Linked DNA regions of Homo sapiens: region 1 is linked to region 2. The links are chromatin loops, found by intact Hi-C in ENCODE. Cell type or tissue: heart left ventricle. All regions are shown on one strand. Each heading gives the region's core, and the rest is flanking DNA. Links, peaks and the distances in the headings are about the cores only.

The links. Hi-C counts contacts between places; a loop is a spot of excess contacts. Peaks named below come from ENCODE experiments on the same cell type or tissue, not always from the same donor. Only the 100,000 strongest peaks of a DNase experiment are listed, where the experiment ranks them.
Region 1: a loop joins it to region 2, with 2.3 times the contacts of the local background. A loop is called at or near these places in 8 of 110 quality-filtered maps.

Annotation. Positions count from the first base shown.
Region 1 is chr3:120,077,511-120,093,151 of GRCh38, forward strand. All of the region lies in intron 1 of GSK3B (glycogen synthase kinase 3 beta), which reads right to left. MIR6529 (microRNA 6529) reads right to left here and starts at 7,138; the gene lies at 7,054-7,138. RefSeq lists a silencer at 4,346-4,395. In heart left ventricle, for the core only: no CTCF peak of the experiment used is centred there; no DNase peak of the experiment used is centred there.
Region 2 is chr3:120,006,065-120,021,705 of GRCh38, forward strand. All of the region lies in intron 1 of GSK3B (glycogen synthase kinase 3 beta), which reads right to left. Among named protein-coding and RNA genes, the nearest start is that of MIR6529, 71 kb to the right of the region's middle. In heart left ventricle, for the core only: no CTCF peak of the experiment used is centred there; no DNase peak of the experiment used is centred there; H3K27ac peaks cover 1,069 bases.

The DNA of each region.
Region 1 (15,641 bases), core at 2,537-10,536, 70 kb after region 2:
GTCAAAGTATAGGAAGTAGCAAATACCTGGGATAAACATGTCAAAAGATCTAATGTACAACATGAAGACTATAGTTAATAATAGTGTATTGTATCTAGGCTTTTGTTAAGAGTTGAGTAGATTACAGTTGCTCTTGGTAGGGGCGAGGGAGAGGGGGTGGGTAACTATGTGAGATGGAGATGTTAATTTCTTTTACTACAGTAGCCATTTTATTATAATATGTATCATATTAACATCATGTTGTATATCTTAAATATACATAGTAACATTTATTTTAAATTAATTGCTTACTATTGTACAATGACATGGTAAGTACTCAAAAAATTTTCTTCCTTTACTTCAAGTCTGGAGGGCCTGGGATCAACATCTGGAACCTATTCCCTACTAACTGTAAGGCCCCGGAATAAATCAATTAAAAAAATATATTTTTTTTAACCTCAGATTCTTCACTCATTAAATGGGGCAAATATTGTCACAGAGCATTATGAAAGTTAAATGGAATGAGAGTGCTTGGCACACAATAAACATTCAAAGAGTAGCTGAATCTGAATTCTAAAATTCCGGCCATCATTAACAGCATCCAGAGAAACTCAAAATCTATCATGACCACAAACTTTTTTCTAATTAGCTTCTTCCCCCACCCCAACTCCTATGGTCCACAGCAGCATTTCTCACCTCTTTCCTAGACTTTAGAAAGTCTAGGCTTTCTCAGCTATATGTAAGAAATTAACACAAAAAAAGATGTGTTTTTAATTAGATATAATGTGAAATGCATTTTAGAACAATTTCCTACTCCTAAATAAATACTGAAAGCCAACAAGCTATACAACTTATATTGATACCATAGCCCACACAGTGCCGGAAGACAATCTCCTGTCTCTGGGTCTTCTTTTCTAACGACCCAGGAATTGGCCCACCTGCTCCCATTTTGGAAGTCATGACAAATACGACAAACACACCCTTTGTTTCTAACTAAGTTCTCCTTCTCCAATGTAGAGCAGAAATATCAGAAATATCATACTAGAACTTCTCCTCTTTTTTTTTTTTTTTCTTTTTTTTCTGAGATGGAGTCTTGCTGTTTCCCAGGCTGGAGAGCAAGTGGCACGATCTCGGCTCACTACAACCTCTGCCTCTGGGGTTCAAGCGATTCTTCTGCCTCAGCCTCCCGTGTAGCTGGGATTACAAGCGTGCACCACCATGCCCAGCTAATTTTTGTATTTTTAGTAGAGACAGGGTTTCTCCATGTTAGCCAGGGTGGTCTCAAACTCCTGACCTCAGGGATCTGCCAGCCTCAGCCTCCCTCTGGGAGGGATTACAGACGTGAGCCACCGCACCTGGCCTGTCTCCTCTATCCTTTCAAAAAGCACAGCTCTTCTTTAATTTTCTACAATTTGACAGGAAATTACACACACACACACACACACACACACACACACTTTTTTTTCTTTTTGAGACAGTCTCGCTGTCTCGCCCAGGCTGGAGTACAGTGGCACGGTATCAGCTCACTGCAACCTCTGCTTTGCCAGGTTCAAACGATTCTCCTGCCTCAGCCTCCCGTGTAGCTGGGATTACAAGCATGCACCACCATGCCCAGCTAATTTTTGTATTTTTGGTAGAGACAGGGTTTCACCATGTTGGCCAGGGTGGTCTCGAACTCCTGACCTCAGCGATCCGCCCCTCCTCAGTCTCCCTCTGGGAGGGATTACAGACATGAGCCACTGCACCTGGCCTGTCTCCTCTATCCTTTGAAAAAGCACAACTCTCCTTTAATTTTCTACAACCTTGACAGGAAATTACACACACACACACACACACACACACACACACACACACACACACATTTTTTTTTTTAATAAGTAGACTACTGCCACAAGTAGATACATATTAAACATTTTTTTCTTTTTGAGACAGTCTTGCTCTCTTGCCCAGGCTGGAGCGCAGTAGTGCAGTATCGGCTCATTGCAACCTCCACTTCCCAGGTCCAAACGATTCTCCTGCCTTAGCCTCCCTAGTAGCTAGAATTACAGGCACCTGCCACCGTACCCGGCTAATTTTTGTATTTTTAGTAGATATGAGGTTTCACCATGCTGCTCAGGCTGGTCTCCAACTCCTGACCTCAAGTGATCCACCCATCTCAACCTTCCAAAGTACTGGGATTACAGGAGTGAGCCACCGCACCCGGCCTATATAAACATATTTTTTAAAGGCCTCAGAGTCTCTCAGTAAAAGTTATTCCTGATGTTCAACTGAATTTAAATAGAATTATACCTTGTTCTTTAGTAAATCCTCTTGGTTCAAGAAGGGCATAACAAGTATTTGCTACTTACAGAGAAAGTAAATTTCTTCCATGTCTAAGAATTGTACCCTATACCAGCCAAACATCTCACAATGCACACATTTAATCACAGAAGGAAATACCATGCTGATATGTGGAAAGCAATTTATTTTTCAAAACCAAATACAGAAAGTCATATTCGACCACTATTTAAGAATTTGTATTATGGCCAGGTGAGGTGGCACACACCTGCAATCCCAGCACTTTGAGAGACCAAGGTGGCTGGACTGAGCTCAGGAATTCGAGACCAGCCTGGGTAATATAGCAAAATCTCGTCTCTACAAAAAATACAAAAATGAGCCAGGCATGGTAGCGCACTCCTGTGGACCCAACTAATGTGGATGCTGAGGTGGGAGGATTGCTTGAGCCCAGGAGGTTGAGGCTGCAGTGAGCCAAGATCACACCACTGTACTACAATCTGATAAACAGAGCAAGATTCTGTCTCCAAAAAAGGTGGGAGGAGGGGGAGGGAAGAAGGAAGACGAAGGAAGAAGGAAGAAGGTAGAAGGAAGAAGGAGAAGACGACGACACTCTTTCCTCTAATTAAAAAAAAAAGAAGTTGTATTATTTAGCAATAGAAACCCTATTGTTTATTAATATTTCTCACCCTCTCTGGGAAAGCTCTAGAACTGACATACTAACATATCAAACAAACAAACATCATCTTAAAGACCCAAAAAGAGGTCTTGTAAAAATTAGTTTCGGCCAGGTGCAGTGGCTCATGCCTGTAATCCCAGCACCTTGGGAGGCCAAAGCATCCAGATCATTTGAGGACAGGAGTTTGAGACCAGCCTGGCCAGCATTATGAAACCCTGCTTCTACTAAAAATACAAAAATTAGCCAGGCGTGGTGGTGGATACCTATAATCCCAGCTACTCGGGAGGCTGAAGCATGAGAATTGCTTGAACCTGGGAGGCAGAGATTGCAGTGAGCCAAATCACGCCACTGCACTCCATCCTGGGCAATACAGCAAGACTCAGTCTCAAAAAAAAAAAGAAAAAAAATTACAGTTTCACAACTCCCCCACAATACAATTACATACCTAAGTACATCCATGATGAAAAGACTTCTCATATTTAAATACTGTCTGTTTACTTTATTCTTTTGCAGAGTAAGCTACTTGGTGAAAGGAAAGAAATTGAACTGTCAGGTTTCACTGTTATAAATCTCTCTTCAGTCCTTACCCACTCCAAATAAAATAATGTAAGGGGATACCGTAGTAGCGTCATATGCTCAATGTTTCAAAGGTACTGTGCTTACCAACCAGTGCAACCTAGCACCCAAGTCCTTTCTTTCAGTCATCCATCCAAAGATTTCAGAGCCACTCAGTGCTAAGCACACAGTGCAACAGAAGTGTCTGTATACTCTATGTCTCTTTCCTTTCCCTACTATCATTCCTTCACATTTAAGAAAAAAAAAAAAAACAGGGTCGGGCACGGTGGCTCACACCTGTAATCCCAACACTTTGGGAGGCGGGCGGATCACAAGATCAGGAGATAGAGACCATCCTGGTCAACATGGTGAAACCCTGTCTCTACTAAAAATACAAAAACTAGCTGGGCGTGGTGGTGCATGCCTGTAGTCCCAGCTACTGGGGAGGCTGAGGCAGGAGAATCGCTTGAACCCAGGAGGTGGAGGTTGCAGTGAGCCAAGATCGCGCCACTGCACTCCAGCCTGGCAACAGAGCGAGACTCCATCTCAAAAAAACAAACAAACAAAACACAAATTTAACTTAATTTCTTACATCAAAACTTAAATGTTCCTAGAAACATCAGCAATAGCTTGGTGACCTGTAAACTATCATACCACTAGACACCATATCACATGACAAACTGCCTTCAACTAGAATATGTACTAAGTGACCCAATACAAAAAGGACTGTGCTCCACACTGCAGAAAATACAAAGATGCATAAAATATTTTTATGTCATGTTGGAACTTATGATCTCCTACGGAGAAACAAGACACATTAACAAGAATACAAGGAAGAACATTAGAAGGGTCACAGAGAGTGCTGAAGGAGTTATATGAAAGTGAATTTCATGCCTTGAGATAAGCATGAATGACTAAAGAGGTGGCATTTGAGACTGAAAGCCAGCTAAGGTCTTTGAAACAGCAAGGGGAAATAATATATGACAAAGAATATTTGCATCGAAAAAATTCCACGGAGGCCAAGGCAATCATGGTAAGGACAACACCTAATTATCTTAACAGCAAAAATTTAAATACCTATTTTAACAGTTTTACTAAAATAAGGGTGGAAAGAATCACTACCCACCCTACAGCAAGCCCCCTTCTGAAAAACGTAACAATTTTCAACCTCTTTTAAATCTCAAAATAAGCTGAAAACATGATTAAAAACAAAGGCATAAATCAATGAAGTGTTTTTAAACCACACACACCTTTTCTATTACTTAAAAATAACAAAAATAATATAATTCCTGGACAAAATTCTAAGCCTGCACTGTCCAATACAATAACCACTAGCAACATGTAGCTAATGAACCCTTGAAATGTGGCTAGCCCAAATTAGTATGTTCTTTTTTTTTTTTTTTTTTTTTTTTTTTTTGAGAAAGAGTCTTGCTGTGTCACCCAGGCTGGAGTGCAGTGGCACAATCTCGGCTCACTGCAACCTCTGCCTCCCAGGTTCAAGCAATTCTCTGCCTCAGCCTCCCAAGTAGCTGGGATTATAGGCGTCTGCCACCACGCCCAGCTAATTTTCGTATTTTTAGTAGAGACGGGGTTTCACCATCTTGGCCAGGTTGGTCTTGAACTCCTGACCTCGTGATCCACCCGCCTCGGTCTCCCAATGTGCTGGGATTACAGGCATGAGCCACCGCGCCCGGCCCCCAAATTAGTATGTTCTTTAAGTGTAAAACACTCACTAGGTTATAAAGATTTACTACCCAAAAAAAGAATGTAAAATATCTCAATAATTTTTATATTGATTACATCTTGATATATTATTAGTTTAGATACACTAGGTTAAATAAAATATATTACTAGAATTAATTTCACTTGTGTCTATTTTTCAAAGTGGTTCATAGAAAATTAAAATTACATATATAATTCACCTTTTTGGCTTATATAATATTTCTTCTGAATAGCTCTAGTCTAAACAATTACTTAATATTAATATTTTTCAGATTTTTGTACTTGCCTTATGTTTGCATGGTAATCACTTAATAAAATGATACAAAGTAACCTTCCAACATCTATTTCTCAGTATCTAGATACTGCAAGGGTGAGGGTATCTGCCCAAAAAGTATATAGCTTCTTAACTGCCCTTTTGGAACAAATATGGAAAAAAACAATGAACAACTTTTCCAGGTATATTTATCAAACAGTTATCAGATAAGAACTATTCAACTAACAAACAAATCATGGGATTTCCATACAATGAAATGTTATTTAGAGATATGGGATCCAGGAAACTGGAGAGCCAACCCTGAAGAGCAGCGAAAGAAGTCAGAGGATGACAGCTGTACAACGGGGCCTGGAGAACAACTAGATCAGATCCCAGCAGTTGGACGAGGGCTCCAGGAAAAAGGACACTCCAGGAAAAGAAAGGGGCAGGAGGCAGGTAGAAATCCAGAGAATGTCTGATAAATTGGTACATTTGGGGGGAAGAATTGAGATTATAATTATTACAAACAGTATTTAAAAAAAAAGAAAGAAAATGGCAACAATAAAGTCTAAAAAGATTAAAAGCAAAGGAAAAAATGTGACTGTCACTTTGAAACAGCTTAATAGCTCCTTAACACTTTAAACAGAGAGTTACCATATCACCCAGCCATTCCACTACTTAGGTATATACCCCAAAAGATCTGAAAACATATGTCCACACAAAAACTTGCACACAAATGTTCACAGCAGCATATTCATACTAGTCAAAAAGCAGAAACAACCCAAATGTCCATCAACTAATAAACAAATCGCAGGATTTCCATACAATGAAATGTTATTCAGCAATAAAAAGGAATGAAGTACTAATACATGCTATAACATGGGAGAAAGAAAACAGTCATAAATGGCCATGTATTACATAAATCCATTTATATGAAATGTCCAGAACAGGCAAATCTATAAAGACAGAGAGTAAATTAGTGGTTGCCTAGAGCTGTGGGGAAGGGGAACATAGGGAATGGCTGCTAATGGGTATAAGCTTTATCTCTGAAATGATAAAAGTGCTCTAAAATTAGATGGTTGGGATGGTTACACAAGTCTATGAACACCTGAGTAATGAAAAAATGAATGTTACGGTATGTGAATTATATCTCAATAAAGCTATTCTCATAAGGAAATGTGATCACTGTATACTACTTGTTTCTACATAGAATACTGTTCCATGTCTACATACTGAGAATAATTTGAATAATAATTTAAATAAATAATAGTTTTTAAATAGTGGCATAATTATATCAGTATGAAAGCAAAAGGGAGATGGGCATGACAATAAATGATGTCTACCACAATAAGACAAAAAAATTAATTTTAAGAAATAGATAAAAAGCATATAATTAAAAATATGACAAAAACTACTAGAGGAAACAGCTGTCATAGCCAATGTTGCTTCTAAGAAGTAGGACTGGAGGACAGAAGATTACTTTCCATCATAAGCCCTTCTGCACTATTTGATTTCTTTAAATCATATATTCCTTTATAAAAGTAATTTTTATTCAACAACTAAGGGGTGCTTGATTTAGGAGCAGAATGAAACCGTACGCTCTTAAAGAAGTAAAAGGCACAGGCTTCATTGACACTGACGCACTCTGCGCCTCTGATCTCTCAAGAGAACAGGTTTTCTCATCTAAGATGTTAGAAAAATAGAAAGTTAAAAAATTATCCTGTCTTTTTATTATGAAATAAACATCTATTTTAAATGTGCTATTAATTGTTCATTGGTTAAGACTATTAACATTTTACCTCTAATTGCCACGAGAGGAGCTCTGTCATCTTTGCACTTATTCTCCAACTAACTTATATTTAGAGAAATAAGTATTTACTAATTTAATAGGTTAAAAAATAGCAATTTTCTAGAGTTACTGATTTAAATTTGTTTTAATTCTAACACTTCTGCTAAAGCTATTGTTAATTTATGTATGTATACACAAAATGCAAGTCTACTATAGAAATCATTAATCCGTAAAGATTCAGAATACCTATGAAAGGACACATAAGAAATTGTAATGCCAGTGGTCTCCAGGAAAGAGAACTGGTTGTTGCAGAGCAGGAGAGAAGACTTCACTGAATATCTTTAAAATTTTGAACCATGTGAGTAAATTACATTTTTTAAAATTTAAAGCAAAATAGGTAAATAAAACATGCAATTATCTGGCACACCGCACTCAATAATTACTGCCGTTATTACCATATATTATGAGAATATGATATACAGTACGTTGCTCTTCTATATACATGTAATTATATCTTATTATTAAAAGTCTACCAACTCAAAGCTTCCCCCTTTCCTTCATAATTTAAGTAATGTATAGAATGTGAAAACCCTGAATTCCACTAGGGCAAATGTCCCTGCAAATACTATCAGTCTGATGTCAGACATAATTCCAGTACCTCCAACTCTTCAGGTGCTCACACCACATACTCAAAATCTAGCATTAGAAATTCAATTGACTCAACTCAATAACTTCAACACAGGTCATGAAGAAAGTGTTAATCAATTAAAAATATTAACTGATTTTGCTGTACTTTGCGAGGCTGAGGCCAGCAGATTGCCTGAGGTCAGGAGTTCAGGACTAGTCTGGCCAACATGGTGAAACCCCATCTCTACTACAAATACAAAAAAATTAGCGGGGAATGGTGGCATATGCCTGTAATCCCAGCTACTCAGGAGGCTGAGGCAGGGGAATTCCTTGAACCAGGCCTCGAGGTGGCGGTTGCAGTGAGCCAAGATTGTGCCACTGCACCCCAGCCTGGGCGACACAGTGACATTCCGTCTTGAGAAAAAAAAAAAAGTATTAACTAATTTTATAAAATAACAGGAAGCAGACAGTGTTGCATTTAAATAAGATACCTTTCCTTGGAAAAAAACCTAAATCACCCAACCTTTCTAGTTATATTAGCCAATTAAGCCCCTAAGAATTTCTCAGACCTCCAAAAGAAAAACTACTTTGCCACTATCACCCTTTTTCTTCAGCCTAACAATTAAGATACCCAGCTTTTCAATTCTCATAGGCCATAAATGTATCTAGAAAAGTTCCTCTCTACATAGCTATTCATAATTCATAAGAAAGCTTAAATGACTCCATGCAGTGCCTTCTAAGCAGTCCACAAACAAAAGGTACAAGCCAGCCAAAATCCAAGCAGCAATTCCATATATACTAAGGAGGAAAAAAAAAAAAACAGAAATAGTAAGACAACAAATCTTAAATCAGATAAAACTCTGCTGCTGAGTTAATAAATGTAGATGGACAATGGAAGAAAGAGTTGGAAACAATACCCTGGGCTAGCACACTAAAGACTTTAGTACCTTTATCCATACTGCTGAAATCCAACTAGAAGATGGTGAATCAGACAGAGGTGACCCAGTTCTCTTCATCACTTCAGTGATCAACAAATTACAGATATTTTATGTAGTTTATGCAGAAGCCCAGGTTTCCACAAGAGATTTTTCTGCCTCCTGCCTCTTTAAAAGAGAATTAATATTCTCAGATGGGTGCAGTGGCTCATGACTGTAATCCCAGCACTGTGGGAGGCTGAGGCAGGATTGCTTGATTCCAGGAGTTCAAGACCAGCCTGGGCAAGATGGCGAAACCCCCTCTCTATAAAAACTACAAAAACTAGCCAGGCATGTTGGCGCATGCCTATAGTCCCAGTTACTCCAGAGGTTGAGGTTAAAAGATCACCCGAGCCCAGGAGGCAGAGGCTGCAGTGAGCCAAGACTGTGCCACTGCACTCCAGGCTAGGCATAGGCAACACAGCGAGACCCTGTCTCCAAAAAAAAAAAAAAATTTCTCTGGGTGAACATTTTCAACAATTATCAGAATGATTTACCCTGGAACTATATGAACCTACATACCCTACATACACTAAGTAATCCCAATATGCTTGTTTCCCCTAATCATCCATTCTTTTCAGTAGCATAATGCTTAATCAGTACCTATCCATTCCCCTGATCTGTGATTTCAAAAAAACCCAGACAACTCAATGAATTACAACTATATGTTAAATAATAACAAGGAACCGTTAATAAAAGCCTGAAAACTAACCTATGAGCAAAGTTTACACTCCATTTGTCTGCAGATATTAGCTGCTCAGGAGCACTTCTGGTTTACTGTCAATTACCAGCCAATTCCAATAAGGTGAGATTCCAAATAACACAATTCCACATTGATGCATAGCTGTTATTCTTCAGGAAAACTAAATTAGAAACACAATTTAGTTCGGCCACATGTGGTGGTTCACGCCTGTAATCCCAGCACTTTGGGAGGCCGAGGTGGGAAGATCACAAGGTCAGGATTTTGAGACCAGCCTGGCCAACACAGTGAAACTCCGTCTCTACTAAAAATACAAAAAATTAGCCAGGTGTGGTGGCAGGCACCTGTAATCCCAACTACTTGGGAGGCTGAGGCAGGAAAATCGCTTGAACCTGGGTGGCAGAGGTTGCAGTAAGCCCAGATCACGCCATGGCACTCCAGCCCAGGAAACAGTGCGAGACTCCATCTCAAAAAAAAAAAAAGTGTACTTTTTATTACTGAATTGATTTGAAATAAGAATCAAGAAATTAACCTTAGACCATGTTATTAAGGGAACACGTTAAGGACTTGGCTTTGTGCTGTTGTTAACCATGGTACTCTGGAAATAAAAAGTTGGTTTGACAAAACTAGTTTCAAGACAAATACATCATTACTTCAAGTGATCAAACCAAACATGCTAAGAAAACTATTCAATACAAAAAATATAAGATTTAATCACTTATAAAATTGGAACCTGCACATTGTTTGGAAGTTGACCTCTCTTCCCAAAATATAAGCAAAAATGGTAAGGGGGATTATAAACTAAGAACCCAAATCGACTAAATTGTCTTTTGTTTTGTTTTTTTTTTGAGACAGAGTCTCTCTCTGTCGCCCAGGCTGGAGTGCAGTGGCACGATCTCAGCTCACTGCAATCTCCGCCTCATGGGTTCAAACGATTCTCCTGCCTCAGCCTCCTGAGTAGCTGGGACTACAGACGCACACCACCACGCCCCCGCTAATTTTTGTATTTTTAGTAGAGACGGGGTTTCCCCACGTTGGCCAGGATGGTCTTGATCTCCTGACCTCGTGATCCACCCGCCTCGGCCTCCCAAAGTGCTGGGATTACAGGCGTGAGCCACCGTGCCAGCCGAACTAAATTGTGTTTCTAAATCTTATACCACATCAAATGCATTACAGACACAAGTATATTGGAATAATTTACTAAAAATGTCCATTATGTACTGAGTATTAGCTCATTTAAAAAAATAGAAAACTCAATAACGTAAAATGGAATATTCCTTTTTTATATAAATTTAAAGGCAGAAAATCTCAGGGAAAACAAACTTCTTTAACTCTACTCAGTTTTTCCTTGCTGTTCTATTCACATAGGTTTTTATATAAATATACATTTATACATTACACTCAACAAATTTCAAAAGCAATTTGATTTGTATAACCAAGGATGATTTGTATAACTCAAGATAAAATGCCAAGAGTGCAACCTCCGCTTTAATGAAAATGCTCTTCTTCTGAACAATGAAAATGCTTTTATTCTTGAAATCGGGGAAAACTCCCCTTCCACCACCACCACCCCACACACACACACAAAAAATCAGCTAGAAAATGATAAACATTCCAACAAATTAATTTACTTATGGTGATTATGTTCTTAGAAGAACAATATCCGGGGAACCCGGTTGGTCCTGTTAGTACCAACACACACTCTTGTCTCACCCACACAAGCGTTCTGCCCCTCCATTCTCCATTATAGGGTGGAGCATCACAAGAAGCACCACAATCTCACATCCTGTCTGTCATCTCCAACCCTGTCTCAACTTCATGGGTCTTATTTAAAAGTATGGAACTGTGACAATAGGGTCAACATATGCATGTTTCACAGCCTTCTCTATGCATAAAGTGCACACACAAATAGAGCTCTCCCACTCTTTAGACTCTGCTGCTGGAATAAAATCTCTGACTTTCCCAGCCTTGCTGTTTCTCCAAAATATTATCTCACACCTGCAACTCAATTCTAATATAAGGGCTACACAGTAAAGCGTGCAAGTACTGATTTTCAGCTGAACTTTGCCAGTGAAATGAGAAGATGTCACCTCATTTTCTAAATGCAGTTCCCAATCAGCCATAAGGTGATTTGTGAATCACTGGGTTCCCTTGAAGTTTTTCCTTTTGCCTGTGACTTACTGTCACTTCACAATTAGCATTCTACAGGTGCATGCAACAAGAAAGCATGCAATTCTTAAATATCTTAAACGTTTTAACAACTCTGGGGAAGTCGGGTTGGGAAATGACTGAAAATAAAGTTCTGGTTTTCAGTCTCACACATGAACTCTTTTCCACATTAACACAGGATTATCAAGAAATGGACTAAACTCTAATAACCTAATTTTTAGATGTCATAAAGAGATTAAACTTCCCAGGGGAATACGGAAACTCTAAGTTGCTACCTACTCTTTGGCTTTAATCACCATACGACGTAATACTGCAGAATAATATGCAGCTACTATTATTCTCTCTTTGCTAATAGAAATTTTGATCTAAAAAAGTTTTATATGAGGAAACAACTTAAGTGATACAGACTTATTTTCATATTTCTAAATCTTATATTTAAGTATTAAACCTAAACAACTAGCTAAATTTTCTCCAATTGTATATACCAAAAGGATTACTAATATTTTAACCAAAAGTGCCACAAACAGTCCCTTACTTTCCCTATGGAGTAAAATATCATGTGATTCTAAAGAAAAACTTTATAAACATTTATTTAATTACATGTAAACTTGGAAGTGAACAAAAATGAAACATTGGTTTCACTATAGCAAGTAAAAAGTAGTATTTCAAATATACTGATTTAAATTTGGGATTAATGCCTAAACTCAACAAAAAGGGCAAAAAATACTTGTTATAAAATCAACTTTTAATTTCTTCTGGAGTCTTCACAAAGTGAAGGCTCTCAATACTTTATTCTTAGATAAATTTTGCATTTAAAATAATAGTAATAATCATTATTTATAAAAAACAAGTTTTAAGCATATATCAAAGATTAATGGCTACATATCTAAAATGTTACAGTCACAGTTTAGTCCCAAAAGTATTTTCATTGATCTGAAATAAGCCATCATGAAACTATTATAACCAGGTTTCAAGTGTGAGGCTTTTGAAGCTGTATATAAAAAAAAAAAAAATTAGGACTTTGATGAGAAGCATTTAAATAAAAGCCCTTAGTTTACTGCTCCCGAATATAAATCCAACATCTTTAGGTGTAGAAAAATTAGAAACTGTGCAATTAATAGACTAGGAAGTCAAATATCATTGCCAGTAACTAACTGCTGTCTGAATTTCAAGGGAACTTATTGTATATTAAATTTTAAGAAAGTGAACTCACCTACCCTCTCACCTCAGCACTTTCTCAATTTTCCCATTACAATTAACAATATAACTTAGCAGTCAAGTCTTCCAGGCCAGTAACATCAGAATTTATTTTTAACTCTTGACTCCTTCACAAATATTCCACTTCAGTCCAGTATGAAGTTCTGCCAGTTCTTCATTCACACTGTCTCTCAAACCTGTTCCTTTCACCCCACTTTCACATTTTACTTTATTCCCTCATGATTCACAACATACCCTACTAGCTCCCTAAAAAGGCTCTAGCATCTCTCTACTATAATTCACTAATTCAACTGCAAAAATCATCTTACGTCTTATTCAGCAACCAACAATAAATCCAGATCTCTTCTGAATCTCAATCAAACTTGTACAGAACCCCTCTGCCCTCCATCAGCTAACTTTCTCTTATTTCTCAAATTCCATCTGTTCTTATGTTCTTATTTAGGCCCCTTTAATTCAGATTTGTCAACTTGATTATTGTCTCTCATGCAAAACTCACCATCATTGTTCCTTGGTACACTCCTTCCACCTAGACCTTTCATGCTTTTCTACCAGTTCAAGTTACCACCTCCTTTAACATCAGTCCTAATACACCTTGTCCGCAGGAAGTCTTTCCTCTCCCAACCATCAGTCTCACCCCTTTACTCTTTGCCACTCTGAACAAATGATTCAATTTGTATTTTACAATCTTGCAGTCATCACGCTATTGTTTTAATTTTTTTTTCCCCATAGCCTCCCTCTACAACTAAAGGATAAGCTTTTGAGAGCAAGGACTACAATTTCTTATGTCTGTTTTCAACAGGGGTTCCTTAGAATGCTAGCATCCTAACAAATGCTTAAAGACTCCCCTTTCTTTTAAATGCTTTTAAAGTCAAAGCTGTCAAAAACACATAATTAACACTAAACTCCAACTTTTAAAATTCTAAATTGACCTATATGGTAATCGGAATTAAACATTTTCATCTATATATTTTACAAGAGTTACTCCATCCTTAGTTAGTATCTGTATTACCAAGAATTCAAGAGTCATTTTCAAAGAAAATCCTGAAAAGAAAATGAAAAGTCCCAAAATGTAGCATTATAATCTAGCATTACAGATCTCTGAAATAAAGCTAATAAATCAATTAGCTGAAATAGACTGACTGATTTTCAAACTATATTACCAAGATGTAAAACATACAAACACTCCAGTACCACAAGAGGCTCTTAAGTAGCTATTATAAGATTTGTATCATCATAGCTGAAAATTACCCCGGAATTTTAAAATATTTTTCAAATCACTCCATGAAGTGCTTAGAAAGCACGACCCTTCCCTGAAAGATGCATAATCAGCTTTCCTCTTTACCTACCCGGGCATTCTCTACTTGCAAGCCACAAGAAAAAAAAAAAATTAACTTTCAAAAATTATCTCCCATTCAGCTATTACCTAGACTACCCTGTTTCAGGCTAGTTCCCAAAGCCAACATGAATTGAAATCTTGAGTTCAACTAAAAGTGATCATTTTATGTTGCCTAAGAATATAATCAATTTCACATAACATCATGTTTTGCGTGTGTGTGGGTTCTTAAAATCTCAGTTCTTTAGTTCTCTCAGTTCTTCTAGGCAACAAATTAATTTGTCTTTGCCCTCATGATGCCCCTCTTTCCCACAATAAGGAAACAATATAGATATTTTTGTTAAATTCTGCAAGTATGTTTAAACAAGCTATCATTAAATACCACATGAACTTCTCCATAAATAGAGATACACTGGAACATTAGATACTTAGTATATATTAAACACTTCAAGAGCATACTTTTCAGCACAAACCCAGGACAAGAGTAGTCTATCCACAACCCTGAACACAGCCCAAATATCCCTATTATTTCTAGGACCATAGCCATCTGCAAAAGCCAAAATGGAAAGGACTAAATCCACATTCTTCTAACTAAATCCACAGTTATCTAAATATGATGGAAACTAACGCTAGAGTGTTTTAAATCGTCCTTTTTAAGGAACCCGCCAGAACATTTAACAGGTAATGAATGCAGTAGCACTCCAAAATTGAACTTAAATGTAATGAGCCAGTGACAACATTTAACTTAGTATTTGGCACTATGACAAAACAAATCTCAATCAAAACTTGGACCTATTAATACTTCCAAGTTAACTTTTGATTAAACATAAATTATACGGTGGCAGGTTGGTAATGTCAAAACAGGAAGGTTAAGAGATAACACATCAAACCACTTATCCAATTGAACACAAATGCATACAGAGATGTTACTGCTGCTAGGTATTTATTGGCTCCCACTAGTCCCTTCTAAAGAGAGAAATCAATGGCAGCCTCCAAATGTGAATGGTTACTGAGGAAGTTCATCCACAGATTAAGAACAAATATTATGTGTAGTCATACAAACAAGAAAAAAATGTTGGGAGGGTGGGACATTTAACGTCTCTATTAAGTATATCAAACTATGATAACCCCTGAGACCTAAAATATTCTCTCATTCCAAATTCCAAAAATTCTGCAAATGTGCATAATGGTTTAGTAATCAAATCTTGTCCTTCTCTTTATTCTAAAGGATGGGCAAGTAAACACTGTCATCACTACTTTAACGTGGAAACACTCGAGCACTTGATGAAACTGACTACCAACAGCAAGAAAAGTACAAGAAAGCAGTTTGAAATCGAATCATCCAAATAAATATCATATTATCTCAATT
Region 2 (15,641 bases), core at 4,129-12,128:
TAAAGGGATGGAGAAAGATCTACCAAGCAAATGGAAAGCAAAAAAAAATCCTGGTCTCTGATAAAATAGACTTTAAACCAACGAAGATCAAAAGAGACAAAGAGGGCCATTACATAATGGTAAAGTGATCAATTCAACAAGAAGAGCTAACTATCCTAAAATATATGCACCCAATACAAGAGCACCCAGATTCATAAAGCAAGTCCTTGGAGACCTACAAAGAGACTGAGACTCCCACACAATAATAATGGGAGACTTTAACACCCCACTGTCAATATTAGACAGATCAAGGAGACAGAAAATTAACAAGGATACTCAGGACTTGAACTCAGCTTTGGACCAAGCGGACCTAATAGACACCTACAGAACTCTGCACCCCAAATAAACAGAATATACATTCTTCTCAGCACCACATCCCACTTATTCTAAAATTGACCACATAATTGGAAGTAAAGCACTCCTCAGCAAATGTAAAAGAACAGAAATCACAACAAACTGTCTCTCAGACCACAGTGCAATCAAATTAGAACTCAGCATTAAGAATCTCATTCAAAACCACACAACTGCATGGAAACTGAACAACCTGCTCCTGAATGACTACTTGGTAAATAACGAAATTAAGACAGAAAGAAATAAGTTATTTGAAACTAATGAGAACAAAGACACAACATACCAGAATCTCTGGAACACATTTAAAGCAGTGTTTAGAGGGAAACTTAGAGCACTAAATGCCCACAAGAGAAAGCAGGAGAGATCTAAATCAACATCCTAACATCACAATTAAAAGAACTAGACAAGCAAGAGCAAACAAATTCAAAACCTCGCAGAAGACAAGAAATAACTAAGATCAGAGCAGAAGTGAAAGAGATAGAGACAGAAAAAAAACCTTCAAAAAAAAAAATAAATGAATCCAGGAGCTGATTTTTTGAAAGATCAACAAAATAGACCATTAGCAACACTAATAAAGAAGAAACGAGAGAAGAATCAAATAGATGCAATAAAAAATGATAAAGGGGATCACCACTGATCCCACAGAAATACAAACTACTATCAGAGAATACTATAAACACCTCTACGCAAATAAACTAGAAAATCTACAAGAAATGGATAAATTCCTGGACACATACACCCTCCCAAGACTAAACCAGGAAGTCGAATCTCTGAATAGATCAATAACAGGTTCTGAAATTTAGGCAATAATTAATAGCCTACCAACCAAAAAAAGTCCAGGACCAGACAAATTCACAGCCGAATTCTACCAGAGGTACAAAGAGGAGCTGGTATCATTCCTTCTGAAACTGTTCCAATCAATAGAAAAAAGGGGAATCCTCCCTAACTCATTTTATGAGGCTAGCATCATCCTGATACCAAATGATATCTGGCAGAGACACAACAACAAAAAAAAAGAAATTTAGACCAATATCCCTGATGAACACTGATGCGAAAATCCTCAATGAAATACTGGCAAATCGAAACCAGCAGCACATCAAAAAGCTTATCCACCACGATCAAGTCGGCTTCATCCCTGGGATGACAGGCTGGTTCAACATATGCAAATCAATAAATGTAATCCATCACATAAACAGAACCAATGACAAAAACCACATGATTATCTCAATAGATGCAGAAAAGGCATTCAACAAAATTCAACAGCCTTTCATACTAAAAACTTTCAATAAACTTGGTATCGATGGAACGTATCTCAACATAACAAGAGCTATTTATGACAAACCAACAGCCAATATCATACTGAATGGGCAAAAGCTGGAAGCATTCCCTTTGAAAACCGGCACAAGACAAAGATGCCCTCTCTCATCCCTCCTAGTCAACATAGTATTGGAAGTTCTGGCCAGGGCAATCAGGCAAGAAAAAGCATAAAGCATATTCAAATAGGAGGAGAGGAAGTCAAATTGTCTCTGTTTGACGTCTCAGGCCAAACACTCCTTAAGCTGATAAGCAACTTCAGCAAAGTCTCAGGACACAAAATCAATGTGCAAAAATCACAAGCATTCTTATACACCAATAACAGACAAACAGCCAAATCATGAGTGAACTCCCATTCACAATGGCTACTAAGAGAATAAAATACCTAGGAATACAACTTACAAGGGATGTGAAGGACTTCTTCAAGGAGAACTACAAACCACTGCTCAAGGAAATAAAAGAGGACACAAACAAATGGAAAAACATTCCATGCTCATGCATAGGAAGAATCAATATCGTGAAAATGGCCTTACTGCCCAAAGTAATTTATAGCTACCACTGACTTTCTTCACAGAATTGGAAAAAACTACTTTAAATTTCATATGGAAACACAAAAGAGCCTGCATACCCAAGACAATCCTGGGCAAGAAGAACAAAGCTGGAGGCATCATGTAACCTGACTTCAAACTTTACTACAAGGCTACAGTAATCCAAACAGCATGGTACTGGTACCAAAACAGATATATAGACCAAAGGGATAGAACAGAGGCCTCAGAAATGCCACCACACATCTACCACCATCTGATCTCTGACAAATCTGACACGCACAGGCAATGGGGAAAAGATTCCCTATTTAATAAATGGTGCTGGAAAAACTGGCTAGCCATGTGCAGAAAACTAAACTGGACCCCTTCCTTACACCTTATAGAAAAATCAACTCAAGATGGATCAAAGACTTAAACGTTAAGACCTAGGTCCATAAAAATCCTAGAAGAAAACCTGGGCAATACCATTCAGGACATAGGCATGGGCAAAGACTTCATGTCTAAAACACCAAAAGCAATGGCAACAAAAGCCAAAATTGATAAATAGGATCTAATTAAACTAAAGAGCTTCTTCACAGCAAAAGAAACAGAATGGGAGAAAAATTTTTGCAATCTATCCATCTGACAAAGGGCTAATATAAAGAATCTACAAAGAACTTACACAAATTCACAAGAAAAAAGCAAACGACCCCATCAAAAAATGGGCAAAGGATATGAACAGACACGTCTCAAAAGAAGACATTTATGCAGCCAACAGACATATGAAAAAATGCTCATCGTCACTGGTTATTAGAGAAATGCAAATCAGAACCACAATGAGATACCATCTCATGCCAGTTAGAATAGCGATCATTAAAAAGTCAGGAAACAACAGATGCTGGAGAGGTTGTGGAAAAATAGGAACACTTTTACACTGTTGGTGGCAGTGTAAATTAGTTCAACCATTGTGAAAGACAGTGTAGCGATTCCTCAAGGATCTAGAACTAGAAATACCGTTTGACCCAGCCATCCCATTACTCAGCATATACCCAAAGGATTATAAATCATTCTACTATGAAACACATGCACACGTACATTTACTGCGGCACTATTCACAATAGCAAAGAGTTGGAACCAACCCAAATGTCCATCAGTGATAGACTGGATTAAGAAAATTTGGCACATATACATCATGGAATACTATGCCGCCATAAAAAAGGAGAGTTCATGTCCTTTGCAGGGACATGGATGAAGCTGGAAACCATCATTCCATCATTCTCAGCAAACTATCACAAGCTCAGAAAACCAAACACCGCATGTTCTCACTCATAAGTGGGAGTTGAACAATGAGAACACATGGACACAGGGAGGTGAACATCACACACCAGGGTCTGTGGGGGGTGGGGGGCTAGGGGAGACATAACATTAGGAGAAATACCTAATGTAGATGACGGGTTGATGGGTGCAGCAAACCACCATGGCACATGTATACCTATATAACAAAACTGCACGTTCTGTACATGTAACCCACAACTTAAAGTATAATAATAATTAAAAAAAAAGATGGCACTCATGACAGATTCAAAAGCAATGAGGGATTCCTTCATAAGATAGCCAGGTGAAATACAGGCAGTCTATATTTATCATGGCCAGCCATCTTGAATATTTATGTCTTTAGGTCCAAGGTAAAACACTCAAACTGGCATGATTTAATCACCCCAAATCCAAAACCACTTGTGAAAAGAAAGAACTCAAATCTTGTCAGCACCACCATTTTTATTTACAGCAGTATTATATATGCTTTAAATGCACACAAACCCCAGCATAAGCCAATATAAAAAAAGCAGTTTTCAAAGCTTTCAAACTCTCCCTTCAAGTCTCATCCCTCAGTAAAATAAACCTTAGGTATATTTGCTAAAAACCTAGTTTAATCTGAGTTCTAAATTATCATGCCCCACCCCCCAAAATTCTATGCTAATCTTAACTACAACTTTTCAAGCTGACTATAAACCTTATCATAAGTTATTCTCTCCCTCATTTGTAAAATAACTTTTCTTTACCTGTATCTTAGCAGTCCTAAAAACAGAATCACAGTCTTCTGAACTTAAACTCTAAATGAAGAGATCCAGAAAGGTTAAAATCCAAGGTATTGAATGCATTCTTACAATCCAATTGTCTCAAGAGAACATAAAAAGCATACGTTATTTCAAACATAGTCTGACTCTTCCCTATGTTATCCAAGTCAAAACTGTAACACCAAAAAAAGATTTCGAGGACTCTGAATTAAAAATTCCACTGAACAAGTTGCTTGCAAAATCTCACATCTAACTCACAAAACAAAGGATCATTAATAAACTAATATAGATTTTAAGAACAGTAGCTGAGTGTGGTGGCACATGCCTGTAAGTGAGCCAAGACTGCGCCACTGCATTTTGGCCTGGGTGACAAAGGGAGACCCTGTCTCTAAATAAATAAATAAATAAATAAATAAATGGCCAGGCATGGTAGTTCACACCTGTAATCCCAGCACTTTGGGAGGCCAAGGTGGGCGGATCACTCAAGGCCAGCAGTTCAAGACCAGCCTGGCCAAGATGGCAAAACATTGTCTCTACTAAAAATACAAAAATTAGCCAAACACAGTGATGCACACATGTAATCCCAGCTACAAGGGAGGCTGAGGCACAAGAATCCCTTGAACCCAGGAGGCGGGAGGCTGCAGTGAGCTGAGATCATGCCACTGTACTCCAGCCTGGGCAACACAGCAAGACCATTTCCAATAACAGCAACACAAAAAGCCTACTGTACTCCACAATTTTAATTAACTGAAAAACGGAAAACAAAAACTGTCTGGGGTCCAACCAAAAATTATGTTTTTCTACTGCATAACCATATTTCAATAAAGGAAACAGGAGCCCCACCTTTGTATTTTCCTTGCTCTAGTAAGAGAACTTAAGCAATATAAGCATTTGTGATGACGTTCCCTATTTGCCTCCACAGGTTCTACTTCTTTTTAAAAAAGGTAACATTTCAAGGGTTTGAAAACTAGCTATGATAGATATCCATTAGAACCCTGGGATTTAGCATCTCTTCACTCCAGCCACTGAGCCTAGGAATGTCTATCCCAGCATCATAATTTGCAAATGGGAAAAAGCATCAAATAAGACAATTCTGCTAAAGTATTAAAAGCAGAGTGGAAAGGTAAAACAGGTCCTACAGATACTATAGCTGAAAGAGACTCTTAAGGCCTCTTAATTTTAAGCTGAGATTTGATGTAGACAAGGACCAATTCTTTCACACTTTTGCACATCTAGAGACAAGGTACTTACTACCTTAGCAGTAATTAAAAGATAAATAGCAGAGCTGAAAAGAATGGCAGGGCAATATGGGGGATGACTTGGCATGAACATTAGTAGTGCCATGGGTCGGTCAGCAACTAGCGTGCCAAGGAAAAGCGCATTACCATTTGGCATTGGAATTAGCCAACTTGGCAATAAGATAACAACTGTATAAAATTGTACTGTTTACAAAGAACAATCCCATTCATTGTTTCATCTACATTAATACCTATAATAGATTAATTTATCATAAAGCTTTAGGTAGCAGAACTCATCGCATGCCTCGTGCTGCCTCTGCTGTATTTTAAAACCTTCCCACTACCACTAACTTCATATTCTTTTCTCCATTTCCCCTTAAAAAAAGAAGATAATGTTTCCAATAACATAATGTAAAAGGATCAGCTCCAGAGTAATAGGAAGTAAGAGAATAAATCAACAGGCTTTTATAGTTTTCTGGCCTCAACCATGTACTCCTTAATATCAACATCTATTCCCAGAGACACTTTGGCAACATTAGGTTTTGAAATTTATACCAAAGCAAAACCATATCAAAAATAAAACTGTACAACAGTTGATTCTGTGACATCCAAACAACTTAATATTTGCTACAACAAATTGGGCTATTTCAGACCATAGCACTGCTTCCAAGAGACCAAAATCCTCAAGAAAAACTAGAAACTGTAACAAATCTGCTTAAACAAAAAATAACCACTTTGCCCAGTACTAAATTTCCTAGCATACATGAAACAGTAATTTCCAAACTAATTATATGGCACTAGCGATTATAATAAAATTGGTCTTCGAAACCGCCTTGAAGGTACAACAGCACAGCAGCAGGAACTAGTTCAGCTTCAGGCCCTCTCTCCCGTCAGAGGACTTCACTCACATTGTACAAATTCCCTACATAATTAAAACACAGCATTAAATCCCTACTCTTTACCATAATAGATAAATCTTAAATACATAAACCAGAATAGACCCCTCATGACGCAATGAAAAGACGGTATACAACAGAACAATCACTTTCTATTGAAGGCTGTTAAATACAGAATAATTTTTTTCTTTTTTAAGAGACAGGGTCGTCCAGGTTAGAGTGCAATGACGTGATCATAGCTCACTCACTGTAACACTGAACTCCTGGGCTCAAGCAATCCTCCTGCCTCAGCTTCCCAAGTAGTTAACACTAGAGGCACAAACCACCATGCCTCACTAATATTTTTTATTTTTTTATTTTTTGGAGAGACAGGGTCTCACTTTGTTGCCCAGGTTGGTCTCTAACTCCTGGCCTTAAGTCTAAAATCATCCTACCTCAGCCTCCCCAAAGTGCTGGGATTACAGGTGTGAACCACTGTATCCAGTCTAGAATACAATTTTTACAAAAGCCTTGGCGGTTTAGGCATATCCCAAAATAATACACACAGCCTAGTTCTCAATCTCCTAAAAACAGGATTGTACCTGTAAACAACATTTTGTAGTCATATTTTTTGAAGTCTTCTCAAGTCACTCCTCAGACCAATCCACTCCACGATGAATACGGTGACATGGACCCATCCAAGGTATGGAGGGAGTATCCAAAAGCCAAAAGTCCACTTCAAGGATGTTTAAATATTTCGTAGGTAGGTGTCTGGCACTGACACTCTAATTTTATTCAAATGATAAATCTCAAAGCTGAACATACTTTGTTCATTTAACAAAGGCATTTAATTTGATGTTTCTTGTTTTAAGGAGACTAGTTCTTAAAATCCAGTGCTGAGAAAAAGCAACAACTGAGACACTTTGTAACTGAGGTGCTTTTAGAGAATATGAATAAGGTGTACTACAAACTGAGAAAAGTCATGCCACAGTCTAATAAATACTCTGGTGACCTTGCTGTGGAGAGTTAAGTCTGCAATGACTGCCTCTATAAAAATTTTCCTTCACCTCAAGAATGAAGTCTCCACGTAGAAATAACAGAAAATTAAAAGTCTGCAACAAAAGCCTAGAGAAATCAGCACACCGCCCATGAATACACAGAAGATACAAAGCATTTTCATGACATTTTCTGTCTAACAATAGTATTAGCAGAGGGAAAGGCACTGCCAATTATTTCTCTATCATGTAGAGAAATAACACACAGCTATTTTTAAAGGATGTTTACATAAGACTGTCAGAAGAGGAAACTCTGGCCACTGTAAATTTTTCAGGTTAAGTTGAAGTTCAACTCTTTATCCAAAGAAACCACGTTTAAAAAAAAAAAAAAAACTATTAAAACAAAGATGTTGGCCGGGCGCAGTGGCTCAAGCCTATAATTCCAGCACTTTGGGAGGCCAAGGTGAGTGGATCACCTGAGGTCAGGAGTTCGAGACCAGCCTGGCCAACATGGCGAAACCCCGTCTCTACTAAAAGTACAAAAAGCTACTTGGAAGGCTGAGGCAAGAGAATTGCTTGAACCCGGGAGGCGGAGGTTGCAGTGAGCCAAGATCATGCCACTGCACTCCAGCCTGGGAGACAGAGTGAGACTCTGTCAAAAAAAAAAAAAAAAAGCAAAAACAAAACAAACAACAACAACAACAAAGATGTTGGGCTAGACACAGTGGCTCACATCTGCAATCCCAGCACTTTGGGAGGCCATGGCAGGCACCATAGTGAAACTTTGTCTCTATTTATTTTTAAATAAAATAAATTTAATTTTAAAAAGCAAAGATGTTCTCCCCAAAATAAACAAACTGCTAGAAACAAGAAAACAACATAAAAATTAATTAGCAAAGGGAATAAAAAGTAGAAAACTGAGCCCCATGGGATCAGAGTTAGAAAATTCAAAAATGAACTTATTCTTGTGATTAAAATAGGGGCTTTATTTATGATGCGGAAGCTCTAGCCAGAGTGCACAACTGCTTATATATGTTGGAACAAATGAAACTATGAAGAAAGAAAGGAAATATCAACCAAGCAGTTGAATCAATCAAATCAACCCTAATGATCAACAGCAGGATAAAAATTCCAGGGCAATTTCTATGTAAACTTCATGTGATAAAAATCTTTCTAACAAGGTCTTTTCCCTTAGATACCATTCATCTTCACATGATTCTAACCTAAGAGATTAGAAAAAACAAAAAAAACAATTACTAAATTTCCTTTGGGGATAGGAAGAGTAAATAAAAGGAGAGGCAGAGAAAACAAAATGGACAGATGTCACATAGGCTGGCTTCCGGAGATGTTTACTTGTTTATCACTTTTAGAAATGAAAAGGAAAACATAGGGTGGCAGAGGACAAGAGATGACAGAAAGACTCCAGAGTTCTTTTCAATCACAGGAAGACATCATGCTACTGAAATTAACAGATATCAATTCTGAAGAATCATAACATCCCCTTCTTTAAAAAGAAAAAAATCAAATTTTGTCCTTAGAGGCCTAATGAAAAGAATATGGGCTTTGAAGTCATACAAAGGTTTATATCACAAGTTCAACCTACTTAATATCTATAAAATGGAAATAGCTGCTACTTAGGGTTGTGACACTTGAATAGCACAGGTTACACAGTTGTTGTTTTTTAAATGCATGCCACTTAGTGGGTGCTCAATAAATTACAGTTTCTTTGAACTTCAAATTATTAGCAGTGGAAATAGGAAAGAATATATTATTCTGCTCCACTATGCTCTTTTACCACTCACATGTGCCCTATCACGGTACTTATCACAATGCCCTATAATTAAAAGTCTGAACCCCTTACTTCACTAAGAGCTCTTAGAAAAACTAGACATTGGCCAGGCGCAGTGGCTCACGCCTGTAATCCCAGCACTCTGGGAGGCCGAGGCGGGTGGATCATGAGGTCAGGAGTTCGAGACCAGCCTGGCCAACATGGTGAAACCCCATCTCTACCAAAGATACAAAAAATTAACTGGGCATGGTGGCGCACGCCTGTAATCCCAGCTACTCGGGAGGCTGAGGCAAGAGAATCGCTTGAACCCAGGAGGTGGAGGTTGCAATAAGCCAAGATCACGCCATTGCACTCCAGCCTGGGAGACAGGGTGAGACTCTGTCTCAAAAAAAAAAAAAAAAAAAAAAAAAAAAAACTAGACATTATTGGAATCATTTACATTTCCCATGTGCACTAGGTTCAGCACAATGCAAATGCTCAGCAAAGGTTTGCCACAGACTTTGTAAGAATTATTCAAGCAGAATTGTTAGGATTTGAGAACTGACTAATTCATGTTAAACCTAAGTAGTGCTTTTGTGTCTTCCTATGCTTGCCATTGGTCAGATATAAATTCCTGGGGAGAAGATATATAGAAAAGCCTTACAAGTAGTAAAACAGAATGGAGGGCTTACTGAAAACATGGTGACAACAAGCAGCCAAAACAAATGACTCAATGTCCCACATGTGTATTTAGGTATGGGTGGGAAATTTACTCTGTTCCTAACCCTTTTCCAAATAATTCTGGTTTCTTTAGAGCATCAATATGCAGCAATTGGCAAAAACTGGACAGGAGACAAAACTGAGATCTTAAGTTCAATTTATGTAAGCATATTCCTTGAGAACTGTTTACAGTTTGCAAGCACCACTCACAGTGGGCATAAGAATCACCTGGGAGTTTACTAAAATGAAGACCCTAGAATATATCCCCCAAAAGGTCAGTAGCTCTGAAGTGGGGCTCCAGAAACTGTATTTTTAATAAGCACCTCAAATGCTTCTTAATGCAGGTCCAGCTACCACACTTGAAGAGCCACAATATACCATTTAATTCCTACAAAAAGCCTGTGACATACTCAGAACACTCATTTTAACAAATGGGAAAATTTACGGTGTTCAAAAAGATTTGATAATTTGCTCAAAGTAATCCCTTCAACAACTCATATCCACAGGATTCAGACCTGTCCATTTACTGAAAAACTCGTGTCCTACTACATTACTTTGCTAAGGACCATGTCATAAATATAAGAGATGGGTATTTAGGCCCTGAAACCAACTTTTTGTGTTCAGCAAAACCTAAAACTCCAAATATCTTACAAAAGGTGCTGAGGCCAATATCTATTAGCCACTCCAATTTTTTCTTTGAAATATCCATACTTCTTCTGAGCCAATTTTAATTGACTCAATTTTTTATCTTCTTGGTTTTACCTCAAAACCAAATTTTACTTTAAACCAAACAATAAACCTAAAATCAGAAACATGCTAATTTTCAACAGTCTGAACTTAAATATTATTTTACTTGTAAGCCATAAACTGGAATCAAGTGTATTTTCCTTTTCTCTAACTTCACTGAACTGGAATAAAATCAAACCAAACCCAAAGTGAATAAATATTTCACTTGGTCTTAACTCCTCACTTGAAATAATTTCAAGACGTAATTTAGAAACAGGTTTATTTTCCATACACGTCTAAAAGGCTTACAGCATGTGCATAAAAATCTTTGGCTTTTAGGAATTTACATTAGAATTTTTAACTCTTAAAAACACGCTTATCCGTTTGATTTACAAGCTGCCCAATTTGGAGGGCAAGGGTAGACACTATATTTAAATTTTTCTTAAGAAGGAAGGTTACCAGATTATCAAAGAATTAGTACGCTATACATGGATGAAAAGAGAAAATGGTAAGTACTTAAACTAAAGAAGTAAATAATTACTTTTAAAAATACAATTACTCACTCACTGATCCAGTCAGTGGTCACATTCTAGAAACATCAACCTTGAGCAGCCAGAAGAAAGCCAGAAAATAGATCTCAAAAAGCTGGTATATTTTACTGTAATCTTTAGTGACAGTAATACCAGATCAGTGCTCTAAATATATTTTTTAAATCAATTAGGTCTGTTCTTGGCCTACTAGACATCCCTTTGGTCCTCAATATTGCATTCTGACAACCCAAATGCCCCCAATATAACAGCTTATCCAACCCTGCCCTCACCTGAAATATGCAGATATCTGCACTCCTTAATCCAAACTGCTTTTTCCATAGCACAGCATACAAATTTACACACATTTTTAATCACTTTAAAGTGGAGGTTATTAAATCAAAAATTGCTGTTGAATTAAAACAGTAGGGAGGGGAGGAGAGAGGACAGGATTTGCTTTCTCCCAGAAGACTACTGCTTACTCTAAGTCAGTCCTACATACTTTATCAATTACGATTTAACAACTAATACCCAATCCATGAGGGCAACACTTACAGTTATCACACACTGGGGGCGTCCCATTTTATGACTATGCAGATAGCAGTCTGAAAAAATATTTGTTCATTTATAAGTGACAAATTTCTACAGGCTTCTACTATACTTTGGAAACTAAAGTCTGAAAGTCACCAAAATAAATACCTCTACTTCCTCCTCAGAGATGACCTCGGACCCTGCAATCACCCTCTTAAAAGAGTGAAGTCAATTCAACAGATTGAGAAGATAATGCAGTTAAAATTCATATATTTGACAGTTTTCCCTAGGACCAATCATGATCACCAAACCATCATCACTCATCATCACAAATAAATTTGTGAAGCACTTTACAGTTTAAAAGCACAGTTAGACCCATTATCTCATTTGATCCAAGCAACAGTCCTACAAAGGAGGAAGAACCAGTACTAAATCAGGGAGAAGGGAACTGAGACTCAAAAAATAAGTAAAATTGCTCAAGGTTATATACAGGTAACCCCTGAACAATATGGGTTTGAACTGCGCAGGTCCACTTATACACAGATTAAAAGTACAGTATTCACAGGGTGTAAAACCCACATATACAGAGGGCCAACTTTCTACATACGGTGGTTCCATAGGGCCAACTTTCCACATACGGTGGTTCCATAGGGCCAACTGCAGGACTTGAATATGCAAAGATTTTGATGTGCCCAGTGGTCCTGGAACCAATGCCCCATGTATAACAGCAATGACTCTATAGTATTAAAAACTAGAGTATAACACTACAGTTTAGACTGTGTAGTATTAAAAACTATACTATAGTCTTATAGTACTCATCCAAATTGCCTCATCCAATTCCTAAGTTTAGTATACTTTCCATTACTTATAAAAGTGAAAGTGAATTGAATAATTTACATTCTAAAATAAATCCATAAAAATAACTCGGTCCAATATAACCACACATTTTGAGTAAGAGTCTTTACATCTTCTAATATAAACTGCAAAAATACCTTTAAATATAAAACTGTGTCATTTTGCTGATATACAAAGCTACCTGAGAGACAAATCATCTAAAACGAGTAAAAAGAGAGCCAGAAATTCCCGAGGCAAATCACATCAGTGAACAGATAGCAAACATTTAAACACTTCAACAGATTTATCACAATACTAAGTAATAATACATAGCCTAACAACAGGTGCTACTTTTGTAGGAATAGAAGGAACATTTCCTGATTTTCTTTTTGGACTGCTTTCTTCTAAATATGAAACATTTTGGAAATTGAAAAAGGAAGCATGGTTTTTCTAATCAATAAACAAACAAAAAAAAGGAATGTAAAAACCAAATCTCTCTCATCACATAATAGTTTTAGGCATCTGTTGAATTAGCTAAAGTACAATATTTTACTTTTACTTTTCATACATTCAAAAAATATATTTTCTTAATAATAGTTTAATACATCAAAAAACACTCCAAATGTATATCAAGCTATTTAAATATTTTTGGTGAGCTGATGTACCATGTTATGAAAAAAAAAATACTGAAACAGTTCATATAAAAATACCATAGTAGCATTCTACTCCCCATTCCCAGTTCTAAATAGCTTCCAAAGATATCCAAAACCACTTACTGACCAGCATAAGGATTGCTAACCCAAAACACTTTATCAACACCTTTGCTCTCCTCCATCAGGAATCATTTGCATGTTATACTCTACCCCTATTCCCTTAAACCTGCATTATTTGTGTGTCAATGAAATCTATCTCAAACAATTTCTTTTTCAAACACACATCCTAGGTTACTCTGTCTTCCATTGTTCTTTCCTATCTTTTTTACCTGAGGAAACAATTTCTTTTCTACCATTTTCATTCCACTCAGAACCTAAAATACAATCTTAACCATAGCCGGTAAGCAAAAAGATAGCATTTCTGCTGTATACCAATATCAAAACAAAGAAATGCCAGCAACCTATAAAGTACCTGAAAGGACACAGAAAGGCCTGCCAGACTCCCGCAAGTCTCTACGCCTGACCTCCCTCTGATTAAATCCCTGTATCAATCACACATAGAAGAAAATTTTTCAAAACTAATTCTTAACAGTGTTCTGGTGTTAACTACTATTCTTGCCATATTATTTTCTATTATGTGTCACTGTAAATATGTAGATATTTGAGCTAACTATGGCTTCACTAGGCTTTTGTAGGATAGCCTGGGAACCTATTCGCATTTACATATTTACTAAACTTACTATGAAAAAATACTTTCTAAGTTCCAAAATAGTTTATGAACTTTTAGAATGCAATCTGTTTATCAGCTAAAGCTTTTCTGTATAACAAAATAGGAGGAGGAGATATGCCTAAAATATTACAATTTTAACTGTTGCGAAGATAGAGTACCTCCAAACAACTTTATAAGAACCTCTTAAAATTAACTATGGAAAATAAAATAGCAGGTAATAACTACGAGTTTTGTCATTAATTCCATTTCTGCAAGGGACACCATACATTTTCAAATACTGATTAAATTCTAGTTTACAACTTCATTAGTAATGATGCTGTTTATAGTTAATATAATAAGGAACATGCCTAAGAGAAAAATATATAGGCATACCTCATTTTATTGCACTTTGCAGAAATTATGTTTTTTTACAAATTGAAGGTTTATAGTAACCCCATGTTAACCAAGTCTATCAGTGTCACTTTTCCAACAGCATATGCTCACTTTATGTCTCTGTGTCACATTTTGGTAATTTTTGCAGTACTTCAAACTTTTCACTATTATTATACCCATTATGGTGATCTGTGATCAATGAAGGCAAACTTAATAGATTAATATTGTGTATGCCCTGACTGCTCCACCAATCAGTTGTTTCCTCATCTCCCTCCCTCTCCTCAGCCTCCTTATTCCAGACACAACGATATTGAAATTAGGCCAATTAATAAGCCTACAGTGGCCTCTAAGTGTTCAAGTGAGAGAAGAGTCACCTATCTCTCACTTTAAATCAAAAGCTAGAAGTAATTAAGCTTAGTGAGGAAAATATGTCAAAAGCCCAGATAGGCTGAAAGCTATGCTTCTTGTGCCAAACAGCCAAGTTATGAATACAAAGGAAAAGTTCTTGAAGGAAATTAAAAGTGCTACTCCAGTAAACAGATGAATGACAAGAAAGTAAAACAGCCTTATTGCTGATACGGAGAAAGTCTGAGTGGTCTGGATAGAAGACCAAACCAACCACAACATTTCCTTAAGCCAAAGCCTAAACCAGAGCAAGGCCGGAACCCTCTTCAATTCTCTGAAGGCCGACAGAAGCCTTCAAGGAAGGCTGCCAAGTTTGAAGCTAGCAGAGGAAAGATGCCCTCTCCATACCATAAAAGTACAAGGTAAAGCAGTAAGTGCTGATTTAGAAGCTGTAGCAAGTTATCCAGAAGATTTAGCTAAGACCACTGATGAAGATAACTACACTAAACAACTTCTAGATGCCATTAAGAATATTCATGATTCAGCGGGTGCGGTGGCTCATGCCTGTAATCCCAGCACTTTGGGAGGCCGAGGCAGGTGGATCACGAGATCAGGAGTTCAAGACCAGCCTGGCCAAGATGGTGAAACCCCGTCTCTACTAAAAATACAAAAAAAAAAAAAAAAATTAGCCGGGCATGGTGGCGGGCACCTGTAATCCCAGCTACTCGGGAGGCTGAGGCAGGAGAATCACTTGAACTCGGAGGGCAGAGGTTGCAGTGAGCCGAGATTGCGCCACGGCACTCCAGCCTGGGCAACAGAGTGAGACTCCATCTCCAAAAAAAAAAAAAGAATATTCATGATTCATAGGAACAGGAACAGGAGTTTGGAAGATGATACCAATCCTGGATGATTCTGAGGAGTTCAAAACTTCAGTGGAGGAAGTCACTGCAGATGTGGTAGAAATAGAAAGAGAACCAGAATTAGAAACAGAGCCTGAAGATGTGACTGAACTGCTGCAATCTTG